2 separate regions of the Homo sapiens genome follow, and region 2 is linked to region 1. A link is an interaction called in ENCODE POLR2A ChIA-PET data of the cell type or tissue named here. Cell type or tissue: GM12878. All regions are shown on one strand. Each heading gives the region's core, and the rest is flanking DNA. Links, peaks and the distances in the headings are about the cores only.

Region 1 (2,909 bases), core at 286-2,785:
ACTTGCAGCATGCAGAAATAGCTTGTCCTGCGTTCTTGTGGCTATCCTAACTAGATAAGGCCATGTTAATGGCTTGAGAAACATCAGTGTGTGTGGAATGAACACAGGACGTTGGAGGATTTGAATTCAGGCTCTGCCATGTGCTAGTTTGAGTGATCTAGAACAAGCTGGTTTACCACCTCTCTTTAAGTTTTGGTTTCCCCAGTCAGTAAAATAGAAAGTGGTGAAACCTAACTTGTGGGTATAAGGAGGATAAGAAATACTGTATTTGAATGCCTAGTACAGTGTCAGGGTTGAATAAAGTACGACTTCACCTTATTCCCTAGTAATTATTGTCCTCATGACCAAACCTGCCTCCTCTCAAAGGCAGTGGCCACAACAGCACATCCAACTTTTATTTAGGAAGACATCTTTGTCTTTTTTCAGAGCATGAGGAGCACAGCAGCCGCAAGGAAATGGTCCTGGTGGAGGGGCTGTGCTCTGAGCAGGGGCGCCGGGGCTGAACGCTGGCTAGTTCCTCTGAGAGGAAGCCCTTGGAGAATGAACTAGGGAGGCAGGAAGAGTTCTGGGTATATGGAAAGTCAGAAAACATCTGGGTCCTATGAAAGGACATCAAAGATCTGAAGGCCCAGCTGCAGAATGCCAACAAGGTCATTCAAAACCTCAAGAACCGGGTCCAGTCCCTCTTGGTTACAAGTGATTATTCATCTAGTCTGGAAAGACCCTGGAAGCTGAGAGCTCCTGACACCCTGGAGGGGTCTTCACCTCATAGTGTCACTGATGAGGATGAGTTGTGGCTGTCTGATGGCACTGGGGCTTTCTACTCTCCAGGACTTCAGGCCAAAAAGGACCTGAAGAGTCTCCTCCAGAGAGTATCCCAGCTGGAGGCCCAGCTCCCAAAAAATTTATCTAGGGACATATAATTAACATATATATAACAGTTGAAGAACAGTGGCATGGTAAATTTTTGTTTTGTTTTGTTTTGATACAGAGTCTCACTCTGTCACCCAGGCTGGAGTGCAGTGGTGCCATCTCGGCTCACTGCAACCTCTACCTCCCAGGTTCAAGCAATTCTCCTCCCTCAGCCTCCCAAGTAGCTGGGATTACAGGCATGTGCCACCATGCCCAGCTAATTTTTGTGTGTGTTTTTAGTAGAGGAGGGGTTTCACCATATTGGCCAGGCTTGTCACGAACTCTTGACCTATGATCTGCCTGCCTCAGCCTCCCAAAGTGCTGGGATTACAGGCATGAGCCACCACGCCCGGCCCATACTAAAATTTTTAGTGCGATACTTTATCAGGGTAGAATTTGCTGTTAAATGCCTCCTATGGCTTATGTGCCAGAATTCAGTTTGGGGGAGTTCCTTAGAGATGTTCTCATAGAAATCTCTACAGAAGCCCCCATAACTTATCATCCACCCTTTCCTCTTCTGTCCTGCATTAGGAAATATGATTCCCTGATTCAGGATCAGGCCCGGGAACTGTCTTACCTACGGCAAAAAATACGAGAAGGGAGAGGTGTTTGTTATCTTCTCACCCAGCATGCAAAAGATACAGTAAAATCTTTTGAGGATCTCCTAAGGAGCAATGACATTGACTACTACCTGGGACAGAGCTTCCGGGAGCAACTGGCCCGGGGAAGCCAGCTGACAGAGAGGCTCACCAGCACACTCAGCACCAGTAAGTTGGCCACAGGGCTTTGGATACTCTCAGTCACCCCACAGTTCCAGCCCCTGGTGGCCACCACATCTCCACTGCAACTTTTTAACGTAGGGTCCTGTTTCTATTTCATTTCCTGGGGCTAATATAGGATCAAGACTGCTCAATGGGGAGCATGGAGAGGAACACACAGGGCTGGAGATGCCATGGTTACAACTCTAGAAACTTCACCACTCATGGAATGTGACCTGTGGGGCAGGGGAGACATCTCTCTGGTGCTAAGAGGGAGTAGGGGACATGACATGGAAGGGCCTTGTTATAGGAGGAAGAGCCGTGAGCTAAGAATTGCAAGACATCGAGGCGCTGAGGCCAAAGGGTCCGTGAGGAAACAGGCGCAGCTCACGCCCCTCGGCCTACGGGAGGGAGGGCAAGGAGGGTTCTACGGTTCCTGGGAGGACGAGAAGAGCCAAGAGCCCCGACGGCCGGCGCCGGGGAAAAGGCCCCGAGGCGGGGTCCGCATCCCTGGAAGGGCGGCGTCCACCCTCCTGAGAGGCACGGGGCGCCCAGGGCTCGGAGGCTCAAAGCCCGCCGGCTCCTGCAGCTTCTGGGAGCCGAAGAGTGTCAGCCGGGAGGATCCCGCACACGGCGCTTAGTTCTGGAACTGCATACCCAGGGGAGGATGCGGGAGCCCGAAGCCCGGGTATGTGTCCCCGAAGCCCGGGTGTGGGTCCCCATGGTTTTCGTGTTGGGGGTGGGCGCGGAACGCTAAGCCTGGGCCTATTGGGAGCCATAGTCTTCTTGATGGCTGGTGCTTATTGGGCTTTTTTCAGTCGAATTTCGAAATGCAGTTGAATTTCTTACTTTGGAAACGATAATAGAAATGGCTGATCTAAGATTTTCATGATGATATTTTGCCTTTTTTGGTGCATATGCAGTTTCTGTGGTGTAGTGGTTATCATGTTCGCCTCACACGAGAAAAGTCCCTGATTCGAGACTGGGTGGGAACGTCGTGGTTTGTTTTTTTTTTTGTTTGTTTGTTTGTTTTTTTGGTCCCTAAATTTTGTGAGTTTAATCGAGGTTGGGAAACAAACAGAAAAGTATTTGAACCTGTGGCTACATTTTAGACCTCCTCAATCTAGACAGATTGTTGACCAGGTACAATTTCCACTGGTCTGCCAGCAAGAGGCCTGCTTAATATTAGCTTTGGTTCCAGAAATTCCTTAAGATTCTCTTTATTCTCTTCTGTCGCCT
Region 2 (2,909 bases), core at 243-2,742, 210 kb before region 1:
ACAGAGTCTCACTCTATTGCCCAGGCTGGGGTGCAATGGCACGATCTCGGCTCACTGTAACCTCCGCCTGCCGGGTTCAAGCGATTCTCCTGCCTCAGCCTCCCGAGTAGTTGGGATTACAGACCCACACCACCATGCCCGGCAATTTATTTTTATTTTTATTTTTAGTAGAGACGGAGTTTCGCCATGTTGGTCAGGGTGGTCTCGAACTCCTGACCTCAGTTGATCAAAAGTAGGTGATGTCAGAAAACATACCCTGGGAGAGGCTGGCACAATGCCCAGAACCGCCATCGCTAGGCCTGGGGTTTTCCTCTGTAGTGGAATACTAGTATTCATGTAGTTCAGGGACAAAACCAATTAGATACTTCTGGGAGTTAAAAAGAAATGCATTTTCAGTGCCATTTGAGAAAGGGTATTAAGGAATTTGTCAGGGTACTGACGCGTGTCAGGTATAAACCGCAGGTTGAGAGAGAGCTAAGTATTTTCTGTCCATGAAGGTGATAAGCGAGGGCCTGAAGAAAGAGGGACTGGGGAGGACACTGGCACCAGAAATAGGAAACGGCTGCTTGGGGGTGGGAAGGATGGGTCTGGGTGCTATCTAGAAAGTTGCCTGGCAATGGATGTAGGATGTGGGAGCGAGACATCAAACAAGAAGCTGTCGCTTAAATAAAGTCTGAAGAAACACTAGATATATGAACTGCCGGAGATAGTAGGGAAACTGTACCTGGCTCCTCATAAAACTTCCCGCCTTCTATCTCCGGGAGGATCGCAGGGCATTTCCGCCAAGACAGGTGAGACTGCGGTTCTGACCTACGGGCCTCCATGAATATGCGCGAGGGCACCTGGGGGCCGGCAGAGCCGTTCCCCTACGCAAAGTAAGCGTGTTATGTCTACAACCCAACGGGGACACTGAGAGCCCCAAAGGCCCTGCTTTCTTCCTGGAGAACAGCACCCATCTGCGTAGTTTCTACCTGGCTCTATGAGGTGAGAACACACTCCCCGCTAGCACAGAAATCCTACAAACTCCTGTGGGGGCTGCGCTTGGAAGCAGAGGCTGTGTAAGAGGTGACTTGGGGGGTAGGGAAAAACAGGAAGATTTTCACACAGGGTGAGAACCCAAGAGACTGGAGACCACGGACCAATCCCTGCAAAAAGCAGCCAGGGTAGAAAGGGAAGAGCTGAGCGGACTTCACGATAGCTAATTTGTGTTACAAAGCCGATACGGCTGATGCTCGCTTTTTCTCCTATGGCGTGCAGGCGACATGTTACTTCCTATTCGCCAGCCCTCCACTGTAGGATTAACATTTAAGACGCCAACCAAGACACAAACCAAAACAAAAAAAGATATGACCCTTAGCGTACAGTCTACTTTTAGAAACTCCAGAAAGTCAGGGGAAAGCGCGAACGCAGTCCCCCACTACCACAAATTATGCAGTCGAGTTTCCCACATTTGGGGAAATCGCAGGGGTCAGCACATCCGGAGTGCAATGGATAAGCCTCGCCCTGGGAAAACCACCTTCGTGATCATGGTATCTCCCCTGCCAGGTAAGTATGAGATCTTCGGGCTCTGCCCCGACACAGCCTCATACGCCTCACTCTTTACACACACGGTCACTTGCCCCGCGCACTCCCGAGCCCTTTCCAGCCCTGACACACAGCTGGGATTCTCTCTTCCGATCCGCGGTCCTGAACCCGCTCCCAGGGCAGGGGAACTCCTTCGTGGCGAAGCAGCAAGTGGCGAAGCAGCAGCCTCTGCGCTGCCTCATCTACATAGAAGTCGCCCTGTCCGTGATGTCACCGACAGTGCCTTGCCCAGTCCCCGTCTGCTTTTCTGCCACTCAACTGACCAATCTGCTGCCAGAGCCGCCAAGAGGAAGTGACGTCTGCCTCTCCCTTTTTCCCTCCCGCCCCTGCGTCTGTTCTCTCCCAAAAAAGCTGGTCCTTAGCCTGTGTTAAGGAGCAACCTTTCGGTGGCCAGATGGAGCCGGGGCATCCTTCTTCAAATAATGGCTTTTAATTCGCAGACTAGAATGTTTCGGATTACAGAAGAAACCGGTTCTCTTCACATCTTTATCCCTGTGATGCAGCATTCCACTTGCAATTGGAAGCCGAGAGAAACCATGTTTATGAAAGTAAAGAGGCTGCTCAGATGACTGCAAACCAGCCTTCCTTACTGGTTTTATCACTGGTAATGTTATAAAGACAGTTGTCCAGTTTCATGAATCTTGTAGGTTTTTTTTTTTTGATTTTTTTTCCAAAATCAGTATTGTAGAAAACTATGCTGCCCCAGAAGAGATGATTGGACACTCTCAAGCGTGGTGCTGGACTTTGTCATCTCTTGCACAGCCATCTCCACACCTTAGTGCTTACCTCATGTTAGTTTTTTATATTCTGCAAAGACGAAATCAAAATAATCCAAATTTGACACAAATACCTGGGCTACATCTTATTTGAGATGTTTAACAATGTCTGGATCATCTTTTCTTATATATTACGCAGGAAACACTGTGAAGTAAGCAAAGTTGGAATGCCCAAGTGAAAGACCATTTGAATATTTACAAGTAGATTTCAGACAGGAATACTACAGGGTGGTCACAGGATAACAAATTCTAGGCAGCAGATTTACATGACTTGAGGCTGTGGGCTGTTAAGACGCTGAAAAACCAGGGTGTGGACCAAGCTGGCTAAGGCTGAGTGGACCCAATGTGGTGCTGGATTTGACGGAGGTTTTACCTAGGCCCTCATTATATGCTCATTAACATACTAAATCACACACCCGCCAGTGCCATGACAGTTCTGAGACCAATATTTGATGTAAAAATGGATGGCACCACAGTTCCGAGAAATCTCCACCTTTACCCAGGAATTTTCATGAACATTCCACTCCTTGGTTAAAGAAACCCATCAAG

Evidence for each region. ChIA-PET counts read pairs that join two places held together with the same protein. Peaks named below come from ENCODE experiments on the same cell type or tissue, not always from the same donor. Only the 100,000 strongest peaks of a DNase experiment are listed, where the experiment ranks them.
Region 2: POLR2A ChIA-PET joins it to region 1 with 11 read pairs; 3 of 35 experiments call an interaction of 5 or more read pairs at or near these places.

Annotation. Positions count from the first base shown.
Region 1 is chr1:16,679,762-16,682,670 of GRCh38, reverse strand. No RefSeq gene overlaps it. Among named protein-coding and RNA genes, the nearest start is that of TRG-CCC4-1, 2.9 kb to the right of the region's middle. In GM12878, for the core only: no CTCF peak of the experiment used is centred there; no DNase peak of the experiment used is centred there.
Region 2 is chr1:16,894,624-16,897,532 of GRCh38, reverse strand. It overlaps RNU1-2 (RNA, U1 small nuclear 2), which reads right to left and starts at 1,553; the gene lies at 1,390-1,553. RefSeq lists enhancers at 325-1,257, 1,258-2,191 and a silencer at 1,436-1,515. In GM12878, for the core only: no CTCF peak of the experiment used is centred there; DNase peaks (open chromatin) are centred at 919, 1,312 and 1,733; H3K4me3 peaks cover 665 bases; H3K27ac peaks cover 677 bases.